2 separate regions of the Mus musculus genome follow, and region 2 is linked to region 1. A link is a loop called in an ENCODE intact Hi-C map of the cell type or tissue named here. Cell type or tissue: heart. All regions are shown on one strand.

Region 1 (8,000 bases):
AAGGAATCTTACATACTTTTCCTTTTATAAATATTGCCTATGGCTAGATTATTTTCTAAGACACATTCTTCTTTTTTCTTTCTTTCTTTTTTTTTTTTTTGTTTTTTTGTTTTTTTGTTTTTTTTTTTTTGTTGTTGTTGTTGTTGTTTTCGAGACAGGGTTTCTCTGTGTAACCCTGGCTGTCCTGGAACTCACTCTGTAGACCAGGCTGGCCTCAAACTCAGAAATCCGCCTGCCTCTGCCTCTCAAGTGATGGGATTAAAGGCGTGCGCCACCACTGTCTGGCTACTAAGACACATTCTCTTGAGCTGTTTATTTATTTTAGAGTACTGTCTTGTATTTTGAGACAGGATCTTATTCTACAGCCCAGGCTGACCTTGAGCTCAGTCCTTCTGCCTCAGTCTCCTAACATTTTGGGTAATAGGTAAGTACTGCCAGTTACCCTGACTTGAAAGCCATATCAGTTTTAACAGACTTGTGCATGTTGCCAACTTACCCTCTCAAAAGTATACACATTGATTTTCTCCAAGTGAATCTGTCACCATCTGACTTGTTTTATTACAGATAGGAATCGTGGGTAGGTGTCTTAGTCAGGGTTTCTATTCCTGTACAAACACCCTGACCAAGAAGCAAGTTGGGGAGGAATGGGTTTATTCAGCTTACACTTCGACATTGCTGTTCATCACCAAAGGAAGTCAGGACTGCAACTCAAGCAGGTTAGGAAGCAGGAGCTGATGCAGAGGCCATGGAGGGATGTTACTTAGTGGCTTGCTTCCCCTGGCTTGCTCAGCTTGCTTTCTTATAGAATCCAAGACTGCCAGCCCAAGGATAAGGGGCCCTCCCCCCTTGATCACTGATTGAGAAAATGCCTTACAGCTGGATCTCATGGAGGCATTTCCTGTGATAACTCCAGCCTGTGTTAAGTTGACAAACAAAACCAGCTAGTACAGTAGGCAATTCTGGTGCTGGCAGTCACCAGCCCTTGAGTGCCCCATGGAACTAGACCCAGAAGTTTATGGCTTCAACCCTAGAGAGCTGGAGACTCTAGGTTTTATAACTCTTAGAATTCTGGATATTGGTATTGAAGTTGAAGGCTTAACTCTGTGGTGTGCTTTAAGCACTTGACAGCTGTTACAATCCTTCACATCCAATAGCCATGAGCAATAGCATTAGGAAGTAGTGATATCCAACACTTGTTAGCCTTGGCTCTCACAGTAACCAGTATTGGAGCTCTCAGACCTAGTATGTCTAAGGTGCTTGGCCTTAACTATGGTTCTTGGACCTTAAGACTCTTGGTGTTTAAGCCTTGGAAGCTTTTTGAAACAGTCGGTGTGTAGGGCCTGCAGTTCTTCCTTTTCAGCTCTGTGCTGACTTTGTCATCTCTGCACTCTTTACTTTCTAGGAGGCTTTAGCTACCCTTCATTGTTGCTGTTGCTTCTGTTATTGTGACCGTCTTTGCCATCACTGCTGCCCTGCCTCTGCTTGCATCTCCTACGTTACCAGCTCAGCCTGTTCTTTTACTAACAATACCAAAAGCCAGCAAAAAGAGATTGCTTGAGCTAGGTATGTTGGTACATGCCCGCAGTCCCAGTACTTGGGAAGTAGAAGCAGAAGGATCAGGAGTTCAAGGTCATTCGTTCTCAGTGGGTTTGAGGCCAGCGTGGACTACATGAGATCTTGTCTCAGAGAACACCACCAGAGCCTGCTTACAAGGGGCCCTCCGTTGGACCTCATGTTCATTGTTGTAACACTAGGGTGCAACACAGAAGGGTGTTTGGGGATGACTCAAAGTCACCTGAATAGCCTGCCCTGTTTGTTTAGCCAGAAAAAGTTGTGGCAGGTATATTTGTACCAGTCACAGGCCTTCTCTGGCTACTAGGAGAGGTGCTCACCAACTGACCTAACTGCTAAACCTCACCCAACCTCACTGGAAAAGTTCATTGCAGCGTTTGATGTAACAAACATAGTTCCTTCTGGAGCCAGAGTCGTGTGCAACAAGCAGGTGTGATTGCAGTGGAGCTACCTCAAGGAGTAGTCGATGAGGTAGGTGACTGCCATAAACAGGATTAGGTTGGCTGCTTGGTTCTCAAGCCAGCTGGGTACTAGGAAAGGGTCTAATAGCTGTCAGGGAATCAAAGCACTCTGGTTCCAGCATCTTAGCTTGTTTAAAGGAAACGTAAACACTGAAGAGGTGCTTACAATAAAGTCAGTGGTGCTCTAATACTTAACAGTGCTCCCCTCTTGGTCAAATACTCTGAGAAAGGTTAGATTAGTTTATTGGTCTCAAATCAGGCTCCACCATCACCATCATTATTTTGAGACAAAATCTCTTGTAGCTCAGGCTGGCCTTGAACTTGCAGTGTTGTTGAGGACGACCTGAGACTTTCTTCTACTTCCTGAGTTCAGAGATACTAACAGTCATGCACCACCACACTTGATTCATATGGTCCTGAGTTTGAACACGGGCTCTACATGACAGGCAGTGGAGCTACATTCACAACAATATTTAAGAGTTTTTTGTTTCTGTTTTTAATAGTGTTATAGGATATTTGAAAAAGATTTACTTTTTTCTACTTTATGAAGTGTTTTGCCTGTATATATGTGTGTATACCTTGTATATGACTGGTCCCCAAGGAGGCCAGAAGAGGACACTGGAGCCTCTAGAACTGGAGTGACAGATGGCTATAAGCAGCCGTGTAAGGGCTATGAGCAGAACCCAGATCTTATGGATGAATAGCTAGTACTTTTAACTGCTGAGCTATCTCTACAGTCCCACAACATTAATTTTTATTGATTCTTTGATAAGGGAGCCATATCATTTTCTTTTTAATTTGTTTAATTGCTCAAAGTGTATTTTTTACATCACCTATTTAAGTTTATTCTGTAAAATTTGTTTACATAATAGTTTGTTTCTTATTTAGACTATTCTTTCTCACTGACTGTAGAATTCATTTCGTAAAGTCTTCTCATACCCTCGTTTCATTCAGTCAGAATGTAGACTTTTGAAAATGATTTTAAGGATAACCCATAAGAAATTTCTCTCCCATAAAAAATTTTGTTTTTGTTAACGTCTGATGTAGTCCAGGATTGTCTTGCTCTCCCTTGTGAAGTGTACACTGGCCTTGAATTTACACGATGCTCCTGTACAGTATCCCTAGTACTGGCTTAACAGGGAGCCCCACAATATACCGGACCTCACCATATCACACATTTAGTTTTCAAAACTACCTTTTCGAGTTACTCTAGGTGGAACAGATGTGAACTAGATATTTTAGATAGGAAAAGTGTGTTTTATACCTTAAACCTGATTTTATTCCTTGCTCTGGCTAATTCAGAAGGAAACAGCTTTGCGTGACTAGCTTGTCTCTTTTTCCCTTGCTTAGGCCTTCAGAACTGGGCAGCTAGAACTGGCTTTTAGTGGGAAAGTACCCTTTTGCTTCTTGCTATGTACTGACAGATTTCATTTTACTTAAGTTGCTTCAGGGGATGCGGAGATGTGCAGGGAGCATTATCAGTCTTTCAAGGCCTCCTGTTATTGACGATGGAACTGAGGCTATAATCTCTGGCCTGCTCTGCCCCACAACCTGATAGAGCAGTGTCTGATTTGTATTCTGTTGCAGGTTCATCAGATGACACAGGACAAGCCAAGCGATGATCTGCTCCTGGTTAATCAGTTGTAGGCACAGCAGTTCCTCAGGTGTCCTGATGGTGGTGCTGTGGTGCTGCTCAAGGACCTCTGTGGCCAGAGAACTTGCCCTTAGATTGAGGGGATTGAGGTCTTGAGCCTCCTCAACTGTGCTGTGCCGGAAGGGCAGCCCAGACAGGCTTCCATTCTAGAAGTGGTTATTCGTGCCTCAGCCACTTGGCTGACCCTAAACCTTTCCCTGCATGTGCTTTGATGTGCTTTGCTGATTCAGAGGGCAGAAGAGCATCTACCAGTGACACCTGTGGAGAGACTCAAACTAGGGTGGTCTGCCAGAGAGTCACAACACAGAGACCGAGGCAGAGGGACTGATGCTGGGGTAGTAACTCTGTAGACATGCTTTAGCTCAAACCCCAAGCCATTCAACAAGCACACACTATCCCTGCAAAAGCGAGGTGTGAGGATTCAGTTCTGGGGCAATGTTTACTTTCTAGCACAGCCATTGATAATGAGTGACAAAAGCAAGGCTGGGAGGGGAAACCTGCCTGTGTGGCAGGAGCTGACCCACAGAGTGCAGGTCGTTGACATACAAGAACTGGTGGAAATCACTTGTCCTGTTGTGGACATGTGGTGGGCGTTAGGTGTGAGGGGATCTGGGGCTGAAAGGCTCCACATGGGGATCCCTGCTCTTTCTTTGAAGGCACTGCTGGGGCCGTCAAGAATGGAGAGGGGGACACCAAAGGGGACATAGTCATTTGCTGCTCTCAGCTACTCCTCGTGCGCCACAGTAAATGATCTCTAGGGCCTGTCCTCTGCAGCTTTCTCTCCTCAGTTCCTCACAGACCCTGTCCTTTCCCGTTCACGTTCTCAGGGGCGCTTTCGAGGCAGGCCTCAGGGATTACTCTGATTTATTTCTGGTGTGCTTGTACCCTCTGAGCTCACTCTCTTTATTTGAGGCAGAATCTCATGCAGCTAGAGCTGACTTTGATTTGCTGCGGAGCCAGTGCTGACCTTGAACTCCTGATCCTCCTTCCTCAGCTGCTGAGATGCCAGGCTTGCACCAGGAGTGCCCAGCTCGCCGCTCCCACTTTTGTTTTAAAAAGCCCCTGTCCAGAGGCAGCTTTATCACTTCGTAATCCTCCATTCTCTTGAGCATCTTCTGAATGCTAATCCTCTGTTTTATATTTCACCTTCCCTTCCCGTACAGATATGTGGTAGGCACTGTGTAGTTTAAACGTTAATTCCCATCATTCTAGGATCTGCCATCTCCACTCTTCTAACTTCTAACGTCAGGCCTCAGCTCCCTGCCAGTGATTTCACCCATCCCCAGCCTCCTTTTTTGTTTCCTATGGGCATGCTGTTTACCTCGGGGTCTATCCTGGGACCCTGATGACACCCTGGACCTGAATCCCAAGATTGCCATCAAGCACTAATGGAGACCTTGTATTTGAGGTCCCTCCACTTCACATGCTCCCAGTTATCTTTTGGCTCACCCTTCCTCCCTCAGTTTCTCATGTGTTCCTTACTGCCATGTCCTCTGGCCCTCATTAGCACCCCCAGTCCAGCACCTTCTGTTGTTACTTTATTGAGATCCGAGTCCCCTAATGTCCTTTCATTCTCTCCCTCCAGGGGCCAGATCAGTTGTTTGTGGGTAGTGGTGAGCTTCCGTGATGGATTTTCTCCAAATCCCGCTTTCCTCTGCACTGGTCCAGCTGTCTCGGGAAAAGCCGCTCATCTGAGGAAGAGTCACCCACGAGGCAGCATAGCTTTTAGTTTATGGTTTTATGGTGAAGTTACGGTTGATTGTAGCATAAATGCTAAGAGAAGGCAAGAAGTGTAAAATGCTCTGTAGTGAATACAGCTGGTAAGAATGAGGAAAGGTTTAAAGGAGGACCCAGGGGCTGTTCCTCACTCCACCCCCTAGTCTCTCTGGATGTGAAAGCATGGGTGTCTGGGGTAAAAAGCTCTCAGCTGTAAAGCCATGGGAGGACAAGGTCCTAGCAAGGACCCCTGGCTTGGAGCACCTTGAGGGCATGGAGCACACAGGTGAGAAAGCTGACCTGGCATTGCAGCGTGTACCTGCTCTGCCTTCATGTCCTCATGGAGGAGGTGACCATTTTCAAGACTGAGTGAGTGTGTGGTGTCATAGGGCGCCCATTCCATCTGGGGCTTTGCTTCTCTGACTCCCCAGGCAGTTTGCCGTGGCCTGCAGTTAGCCGTGTCCCTTAGTCTAGCCCTGGCCCGTTTCTCATCTCACTTTCCCTTCTATTTCCAGACACCGAGTTCTGTGGTTCTAAGCCAGCCTGCCCAGCTGATTGTCCTTCCCGCATTCCGTCAGTTCTCTTGTTTTCACTGAGAACCCTGGATGGAAGTGCCCACTCTGCTGTGTGCACGATCTCAGGGCCCCAGCCTTGTAGAGGGAACTCAGTTTTCCTCTCTGGCCTCCTCATATAGGACCTCCCTGCGTTTCTGCTTGTTTCTAAGGTCCCTGAAGCACAAACTTTCTCCTCTCCTCACCCCTAAGGCTTCTCTTCCACTCCATTAGGTCACTAGCCACCTTTGGGCAAGTTCCTCTCAAGCTTTGGGTTTCTGCCCCTTGAACCAACTGTCATATCTTGAGCTGACAGCCTTATGGCATGCAGGTCCTCCGTGATATATCCTCCACAGTATTGTCTTACTCTTTCTTAGTCTAGCCTCCTCTTCTTGCCCCTGGTCCTCCATGCCAGTGACCATTTGTATCTGTAGGGGCTCTTTCCCTCTTAAAAGCAAAATGACTCTGGGCATGGTAGAGCCCACCTGCCATCCCAGCATTGAGAGACAGGCCGGAAGATGTGCAGTTCCAGGGCTGCCCAGTCTGCTCAGCAAGACGCTATCCTGTTCCCCAAACAGCAACAAAACTCAAGCAAACAAAAGAATCCTAAACCAAAGCAGAGTCTACCTGGGAGAACTGTAGTCTGGCCACTGCCGCCTCGGCCGTCCTACCCGTCCTCCCTACCCAAGATGGCCCCTGACTCTTGTGTTGCCTCATACAGTTTAATATGGCTTTGGAATCAGTGTTGTCTTGGGACAGTGGCAGGAGAAGGAGCAGCTGTGGAGCTTAGTAAGATCCAGACAGTACCAAGAACATGTGCTAAGCTGCCAGGCATCAAGAGAGTGAAGGTAGGTGAGAACTCAAGCTGGCTTGTAGCTGAGGATGACCTTGAACCTCAGCCTCAGCCCCGGACCCTCTCGTGTTTTAGTAAATGCTGCCCTAAACATTACACAAGAATGTGACAAATGGAGGAATAGAACACGGGACATCAGAAAGAACTAATCAGATAAAATCAGAACTTGGAACATTCTTCGAAACTTCAAATACCATGTCACGAAAGAAAGAAAAAAATTGGTACATACAGTTGTTTCAGACTGGGATATGTATAACCAGCAATCGTTCTGAAACCAGACTGGATTCCAGAAGAGAAGCAATCAGCCCCCTTTCTCTCCACCAACCATCACTAAACCAAAAGCCATAAGACAAACCCCGAGAGCCATCACTGTTGAAAGACAAGCAAGAACCAGGAAGTAAAGGGTGTCACGTGGTCTGAGAGCACCATGCAGGTAGCTTAAGGTTATTACCAGATAAAGTCCATGTATAAATATGTCCAAGTTTTGGTTGCAGAGTGGGATAGTGCTGTTCAGAGATGTGGCCTTCACTGCAGGTGGCTGGACTTGTTCCATCTTATCCCATGAGCAGAAGTGAGGCACAGGGCTCTTGCCTCGATTGGGGGCTGGGTTCTGTGGGTGTCTGTGGACCCTGAGGTTCTTCTCCAAAGTCAGAAGTTAATAGTGGAACAGTGACGAGGTCCCAGAAAGTGTGCTGCTCTAACCAGTGCCCTTGTGGTCTTCCTTCCTGTGTCACATACCTGGTGCCTCGGTTACTGTTCTGTTGCTGTGAAGAGATACAATGACCAAGGCGACTTATGAAAGAAAGCATTTAGTTGAGGGCTTGCTGAAAGTTTCAGAGGGTTAGTCCATGATCATCATGGCAGGGAGTGTGGCAGGTGGGCAGGCATGGCACTGGGACAGTAGCTAGGAGCTTATATCCTGATCAGCAGGCAGAAGAAGACTGAGCCTAGCACACCTCCTCCATCAAGGCTATACTTCCTAAACAGTGCACCAAGTGGGGACCAAGAATTCAGACTTGAGCCTCTGGGAGCCATTCTCATTCAAACCACTACACCCGAGTTCTGTCCCTACCTCTAGGCAATGAGAGCTGTGCCTTGGCATGGCAGAGGAAAGCCTTTCAGGCTCCTGATGTGGCATCTCAGTCCCCGCTGCGTCTGAGAGGCTGCTGCCAGTGGCAGGTGTTTGCTCTTTA
Region 2 (8,000 bases), 240 kb after region 1:
TGAATAGGGCAGGAAGCAGCATGGTGTGAATAGGCTATGGCCACACCAGCCAGGGAGACCCCATCTCCTGCTCTGTTGCTCTCTGCTGCACCCTCACCCTTGGCTGTACACTGTGAAGTGCTGTCTGACTGCCGAGCCTTTCCACCGCTTTCCTGTCATCTGTTCGGAAGTTTTACTTTATTTTAAAATGTGATCAACTGGTATGAGTCACAGGGAAAAGCATTTGCTAAAAACCACTCCCTTTCATGTGGAAGACATTTTCTAGTCAAGCTTTTGACATGCGTCACTTCTGTAATATGAGGGGATCTGCTTCGGCTGGAGCCAGAAGCCCAGCACAAGCAGAACTGGGGCCAAGAGAGGGCTGTTGGCACCACTGCACAAGCAGGATCTCCATTTATAGGCAGGGAATGGATGTGGATGCCATGCCCAGGTCACACCCAGCTCACCCACGGACTTCACCGATTTACCATGAGGCCCCTGCCTCAGCCTCCGAGAACAGGACCGGACCGAAAGCTGAATTGGTTCCCATGGCTCCCAGACACACCCAGGTGTGATGGCTCCTGAGGAGCGTATATTTGGGCTCAGAGTGTATAAGGCCACAGTCTCTAATCCCTGCCCTCAGGCTCCCGGGCTCCTAACATGTCACCTAGACCCTCCTTCCCCAGGAGATGCTCTTTAAGGTCACACACTCAGTCCACAGATCTGCCCAGACAAAGCCAGGCTGCAGCAAGGCACTGTGTAGTCAGAGACTCCTACTGGGAGCAAGATGGCATTGCACCAAGGCCCTGTGGCACCTCTGATCCTCCAGTAGTGCAGTCAAGAGTTGCCTGAGGTGACAGAGATCTTCCCTACTGAGTCTCAGGAGCCCTAGGGGACTGCTCCTGGTGGACTGGGTCTCTGGCAGCCATCACTCTTGTGTGTGGCTGAGAGCATTTGGACAGAATGCTTTTTGATGGTTGTGTGTGTGTGTGTGTGTGTGTGTGTGTGTGAGTGAAAGGTTCCATGGTGGAGCACCAGCTACAGTGCTCCAGAGGGTTGAGTGCTCCTGATACTGTCCCATGAGCACACATAGTGAAATAAAAGCACAGATGACCTTTGTCGTAGTGTGCCTGTGACTTGTGGTCAACGAGTGTATACAGAGCACATTAACTCACACCTCACTGAACCTTGATCTCCACAACCTGCTTGGTACAGTGAGCATCTCTGGGTAGAGCAGCCCTCTCAAGGCTGCCTGGGACCTCTCAGAACTGGGTTTTCATCTCCTCCCTTAACGGCTGACTCTCTGCATGGGCTGTGAAGTCTGTTGCGGGCTCCTCCTGTTCTTCAGGCGTGTCCCAGTGCCACCCCTGTAAGGTGAGGCAGGAAGATTTACTGCTTACCTCTGTGCACACGGTGTGCAAACAGCTTCCGAGGAGATCCATGGATCCGTGAGGCACACCTGTGGTGCCAAGCTGCCCCTCAGCAGCCAGTGATGGGGAGGAGCACCCCTCATCTTCAAGCCGTGCTCCCATCAGGCCTTGAGCTCACAAGTATAGCCCAGTTGCTCTCCGAGGCCGAGGGGTCAGTGTTGCTGAGGTCGAGTTGAGGAAACCTGTAATGTAGTGTGGTCCTCATGTGGGGGTTGGGGGCCTCTCCCAGACTGGGTGCCCCCTTCTCGGTGGATTAGAAGCACGTCGTCCGGTTGGGTGGGTGGTTTGGTGCGCTCCTTTGGGAGGTTTGTAAGAATTTTAGGAGATGATGAGGTATATCTCCACAGTGCAGGCCTGGGGGCTGTGACCCAGCCTTTCTGCCCTATGTCTGCTCCCCAGTCTGCTGTTCTCATCTCCCACGGCCACAGGCTGCCCCAGCCACACCTCTCCTGGGTGACGGGCCGTATCCGCTAAAACCGTGAGCCAGAGTCAGTCCTTTTCCCTTACGTGGCTGCTTGTTGGGTATTGGTCACAATAAGAGCAGCCAGCAGGGAAAATGAGGCTCTGACACAGTGAGCAGGAGGTGCCTTGCTCTGTCTGGTGAGCCCTGTCTACAGAGTCCTGTCATTTGGGGGAGCTCTGTCTGGGGGAACATGTGGGGTTTCTTCTGCTCCACCATGGTAGAACCACCTACTCCAAGGACTCAGAAATAGCCAGCAGTCCCTGCGTCCCTCTGGGTCCCTTGGTGGAAATACCTGGCTGTAAGAGGGTGGTCTGTAGCTGGGAGCTGTTCTGCTCCGCGAGCCTGGCTTTGGGCTGAGTGGTACCTTAGTGGGTTTGGGCGTCTGAGTTTTGAGATGAGCTCCAAGTCTGAGTAAGCCTCTTTCAGAATCTGGCGACCTGGCTTTTTATAAACGCAAGTGCTACTGTTCTGCTCAGCCCCGGTGATAATTACTGAACAGTCTCTAAATGACGCTGACAGGTGACATTGAGGAACCCGACATTCAGGAGTATTTTGGGGACTTGTTCTGTGCCTGACCATATGGTCTAGTAGCTAAAAGGATTTAACATCGACAAGATGTGTTTCAAAAGGGAAGATTTCAAACTGCCTGTTTATTTTCTCCCTTCTTCCAGAGGAGTATTTTTATGCCTGTTACAAACATGGCAGAAGCCATGTGTTTATTGCCTCCGCCCCACGAGCACAGACCTGTCACTAGGCAGACTCCGTCTTCCTTCCTCATAGCAGGAGAAGCACAGTGCCTGGTCCCCAGCCTGGACCCGTGGGCTCTGAGCACGGGGCTTCACCACCTGGAACATTAGGGCATTCTCAACAGGACTGCTGGTCTGGTCTAGATGGATTGCTAAGGTCTGTAGATGCAGGAGCCTCCAATCGATCACGGGATGGCGGGGCCGGTGAGAACGGAGCGTGTGAACAGCATTCTTAGATGTTCGCCACACACTTGAGGGCACCACACAAAGGGATTCGAGACAGTTCCTGGGACCACAGAGGACCTGGGGGTCTTGAATGCTACATGCTGCTGTGAAAGGCCACCAATGGCAGCCACGGGCTCACAGCAGCTCGCCTAGCCTCCCAGTTTTAAAGCCCAGTGAGTAGTGAGACCCTGTTATCACTGACCCTGCCTAGCACCCCAGACTCAGGCTCAGGTTGTGTGGGAAGAAATTTGTGTTGTGAGAGAAATGCTGAGTTGACCTGGCTATGTTGATTCTGTGACTGCCACAGACTAGGGCTCGATTGGAGCCACCAGCTCCGGAGACTACCTCAGCGTTCCGTCTCGTTCAAGGTGAAATAGCTGGTCCGGGAGCCAGAGTGTTTGAGAGGTCGAAAGCCCTGGTGTGTGTGTGTGTTTGGGAGTATTATTAGTCAGAAAATTTAACAAACCAGCTATGAAATAGAAGTGGGCTCTTAATTAAAAGATAGCACCGTGCAGCCTGCCGGGCCGGAGTGGGCTGTTTTAGTTTTTAGCATCATTCCCTCCGTTGCAAAGCCACCGTCTGCTGTGTTTATAGGGTCACTGTACAGTCATCACCAATGGTGGGTTGGAAGTTTATTTATAACGCAATAATCAGAAGAGCTGATTACAAGGATCGTTTTAGAATCTTCTGGCTGCGAGAAATTGTAAATAGGGTCCAGATGCGTGCTCAAACATTTGTCACTGCGTGGAGGCAGGAGCGCTGGGAGTCTGGGGAGGCTGAGACGCGTTGGCTAGGTGGTTTGGAGCAAGTGGGTCAGTGTCCATCGTTAGCATTCCCCCACCCCTCCCCCTCTGCACACTTCTCCCACCCACCCCTTTGTACACCCCTCCCATGATAAACCAGCCATATCACTATACTGCAGAAGCCAGGAGAGGAAGGAAAGGCTACAGAGAGAGGAGGCGCCGAGAACAGGATGGCTTCCCGTAAATGCAGATTATGGTCAGAGCAAGTGACACCAGGAGGAAATCTTTCTCTGATCCAGCACAGCACATAGCAAAGCACACACAGCCAGCCCAGTCCAGAGAGTTTGGCTACATGGAAAGCAGGCCGGGCCACCAGGGAAGGTGCCTACTGCCAGGATCCCCATCTGCAGGAAGTGGGCTTCCACAGGGCTGGGCCCATGGGAGGCCTCCTGTTTGGGTTATGCACAGAAACACTTTTCGTTCACAGCAATCGGATTTAAGTGGGCGGAACGTGCATTAAGTTGTGGGGCTGTGGGGCTGTTGTTTAGTTTGATTTAATGTTGATAAATGACAGCCGATTGCTTGCCCAGATGGGTGGGATAAATTCCACCAGAACTTATGTCTTGCTCTGCAGGCTGGCTCCACGGCAGTCCCCTGTGAGTTCCTGGTGTACCATCAGTAGGATTAATATGCCCTTTGACATATTAGAAGCTCAGAGGGCCCAGACCGTAGAGATTTCCCAGGAGCCCTGGTCCCATGACTCAGCCACTACGACAGTGCTGTGCTCAGCACATGGCTGCTGTGGTCCTCATTGGAGTCCTGCAGAGATTGTCCTGCACTGTCTCCCTAGAGCGTAGTCTAGACGTCTCTGGGTGATTATGAGGATTGCCCTACGGTGGGAGCACTCCCTGCTCTGCTCGCTGCTGAGGTCCCGGCGTGATGGTATCACAGAACCACTCTGAAGCAGAGAAGCTGTGAGAAGGTGAAGCCACAGAAACAGACGACTCACTCGGTGTCTTTGTTTCTCCAGGGTGACTGGAATGACATCGACTCCATTAAGAAGAAAGACCTTCACCACAGCAGAGGAGATGAGAAAGCACAGGGTGTGGAGACCCTCCCTCCAGGTACCGTGTCTGAACTGGGGCTGGGCTTCCGTGGACCTCCTAATTGTTAATGGTCTGAATATAGTGCCAGGGCGGTGGCTTAGGGCGGTGGCTTGGGGCAGAGAGAGAATGACTTATGCTTCTGGACACTGCCCTTTCCTGTCAGGACCTTGGTGTGTGGTCAGCAGAGTCTATCGAGAGAGAAACAGAGTAGAGGATAAATGACAAGGTCTGAGCTTACAGGTCATGAAAAAATTTCAAACTGACTTGATTTTTTTTCTTTTTCTGTTAAAGAGTTTTAGGTTCACAGCAAAGTTGGCAAAAGATCCAGAATGTTCACATGCCATGCATGTAGCTCCCACTGCCTGTCTGTATCTCACCACGGTGGGACACAGGAATGGGCTGTGAACTGCATTAAATCAGGGTCACCACCAGAGTCCACAGTGAGGATCATGCTTGGTGGTATGTAGATGCCAGTAGAGGCCAGAAGAAGGTATCAGGTCCCTTGGTTTTATAAGCCACAGGAAGTGGGACATGAGAGCTCAACCCCAGTCCTGTGTAAGAGCAACGTGCCCTCTTAACCACTGAGCCATCTCTCCAGCCTTAGCTGGCCAAGTTCTAGCACTGGATGACCATCCACTGCCTGGCTCTACCTCAGCTTATTTTTGCATTCACTTGCTGAATGGTGTCTTGGTTGCTTCTAAGTTTTGGCAGTTGCGAATAAAGTTAATATATAAATACTGATATTTCAAAACACAGCTTCTGTTCCAAAGGGAACTAGCAGTGGCTGATTCTAAACGAGTGACCCCAGCCTAGGAACATGGGTTGGGTGGTCCTTGATGACATTGTCTACCAGGGAAGAGATTCTGTGAGATTTTATAATTGTAGAAAAGAGAAACATCATGAGATAAGGCGTTCCCCCGCGCCACCATCAAGGACAGCTGGGAGACACGGCAGCAGAGCGGAATCTCCTAGGGTTTAGACAGGGAGTTTCAGATACAGGGATTGGAGACTGGCTGTGAGGAGACTAAAGGAGGGAGAGATGATGCTGACTAGACCTGAGATGTTTGTGTGTGGTCTCCTAGAATTTTATTTATGTCTAAGGCCCCTTTGAGTTAGTTTGTATGAAAGATGGGAGTTGCCTGTCTAGAGTCCTGAATTGATCTGGTTATGGGTGTCAGCTGTTGAAAGTTTACTCTTTTGCTGGGTGTTGGTGGTGCACACCTTTAATCCCTGTACTCAGGAGGCAGAATCAAGTTATTCTCTGAGTTCAAGGGCATCCAAAATGAAGGGAGGGAGGAAGGGAAATAGACAGACAGAAAGAAAGAGGCATGACACTGAGACCCTGGAGGAAAGGAAGAGGGCCTTCAGAGAGAGGAAGCTGCATCTTGCTGTTGTCTCCTTCAGTGCTGAGTCTGACGAGTCCGGAGCTTTGTATGCTTGGGTGGAGACTGTAGCCATGGGATTTATTAAACTGGATGCACAATGAAAAGACCTTTCTCCAGGTTCAGGAGAACCTGAATGTTTATGAGGATGTCTTAGCCGCAGGTCAGTTCCAGGTGCCATGAAAAGGAACACGGATGCGAGTGTGTCCTTATCAACTGGCTCACATCAGAGGCTAATGGGTGGATTTGACCGGCAGCAAGTGGAGTCCTGGCACTAGAACTCTGCTTGGGCCAGATGCTGAGAATAAACTGAAGCTTATTTATTTAAAGTTCCAGATGAGTTGCTGTGGACCAGTGGTTTTCAACCTTCCTAATGCCATGACCCACAACCATAAAATTATTTCATTGCTACTTCTTAACTATAATTTTGCTACTGTTACGAATTGTAATGTGAGTATCCGATATCCAAGATATCTGATATTTGACTCCAGGGAAAGGGTGGTTCAACCCCTGAGGGGGTCTCCACCCACAGGCTGAGAACCACTGCTCTAGATTCTAAAAGATGAAATTGTTTTTTGGAGGTTTTAATGTTAGTAAACTAGAGTTATTTTCCCCTCCATTTTACTTCCCATTCCTGCATTTCAAAGTTGCTTTCCCCCCTTTCAAGACTTGATGGTTAATAGAAACAATGTTTCAGACAGCAGGGATCCAGTGTGATACTTCAGGTTTTCCCTGAACACTTGCGTTTGTCATTAGAGATGTGTTTTTTCTAGGTATCAGGGATGCAATGTCCATACTTAAATGGGGTGACAAGGAGCTGGAGAGATAGCTCAGCCAGTAAGAGCACTGACTGCTCTTCCAGAGGCCCTGAGCTCAATTCTTAGCAACCCATGGTAGCTCACAACCATCTGTAATACCCATTGCTCTCTTCTGATGTGTCTGAAGACAGCTACAGTATACTCACATATATCAATTTTTTTAAAAAAAGGTTATGTGTGTTTAGAACAAAGCAAAACAGTAATGTACAAGGCAAAATGCTTTTGGATAAGTATAAGCCTACTGTATGACCTTTCTTAATTCGAACTCTTGGCCTTAAATGGTCGACTGTTAGATATTTGTACAAAATAAAAAAAAATTTTTTTTTGAAGAGCTAAAAAATAGGCTGTTGTGTGAATATGTGTGTAGTTGTCTATGTACACACATGCGTACATACATACATATATACATGGACACAAAGGAGCTGTCTGGCTCTAGAGTGTTAAATCTGCCCTGCAGGTTAAACCCTCCATTGCAATGGCTGCCTTAAGGAGGTTACTAGTCCTGTACATATATGTACATGTCTATAGCTACACTGCTTCCCAGTGATAACAGCCCCGGGAAGCGTGCTGCAGTCTACCAGCATCAGAATGTGTGTGTGTGTGTGTGTGTGTGTAGCTTGTATGTCCACAGAGCTGCTGTGGATGTGATGTGAGCCATATGAAGGGTAAGAAGCTGCCGCTCCCAATTAGCCTGCTGGGCACTCAGGTTAAACAACCGATGCCTGTTAGGGTAGGTTGGTAGGTTGGTAGGTTGGCTGGTTGATGGTTGATAGGTTAGTAGGTTGGCTGGTTGGTAGGTTGGCTGGTTGGTAGGTATGTTGTGACTGGTAGGTTGGTGGTTGGTAGGTTGACTGGTCGGTAGTTGGTAGGTTAGTAGGTTGCCTGGTTGGCTGGTAGGTCGGCTGGTTGGTCAGTTGGTTGGTAGGTTGGCTGGTAGGTCGGTTGGTAGGTTGGCTGGTAGGTCGGTTGGTAGGTTGGCTGGTTGGTAGGTCGGTTGGTAGGTTGGCTGGTTGGCTGGTTGGCTGGTTAGCTGGTTGGTTATTTCTGTTCAATTGCTACTTGTATTATGGAAGGCAAAGCATTTCCTTTCAATAGTCTGTTATCTTTA

The links. Peaks named below come from ENCODE experiments on the same cell type or tissue, not always from the same donor. Only the 100,000 strongest peaks of a DNase experiment are listed, where the experiment ranks them.
Region 2: a loop joins it to region 1, with 6 times the contacts of the local background. A loop is called at or near these places in 5 of 42 quality-filtered maps.

The regions. Positions count from the first base shown.
Region 1 is chr8:124,048,568-124,056,567 of GRCm38, forward strand. Gm29897 (a long non-coding RNA gene) reads left to right here and starts at 895. Exons shown (of 4, transcript XR_388188.3): 1 at 895-2,043. In heart, no CTCF peak of the experiment used is centred here; a DNase peak (open chromatin) is centred at 3,724; H3K27me3 peaks cover 2,230 bases.
Region 2 is chr8:124,290,742-124,298,741 of GRCm38, forward strand. It overlaps Galnt2 (polypeptide N-acetylgalactosaminyltransferase 2), which reads left to right. Exons shown (of 16, transcript NM_139272.2): 2 at 4,617-4,710. Among named protein-coding and RNA genes, the nearest start is that of Galnt2, 63 kb to the left of the region's middle. In heart, a CTCF peak has its summit at 758; DNase peaks (open chromatin) are centred at 503, 722 and 4,108; H3K27ac peaks cover 2,547 bases.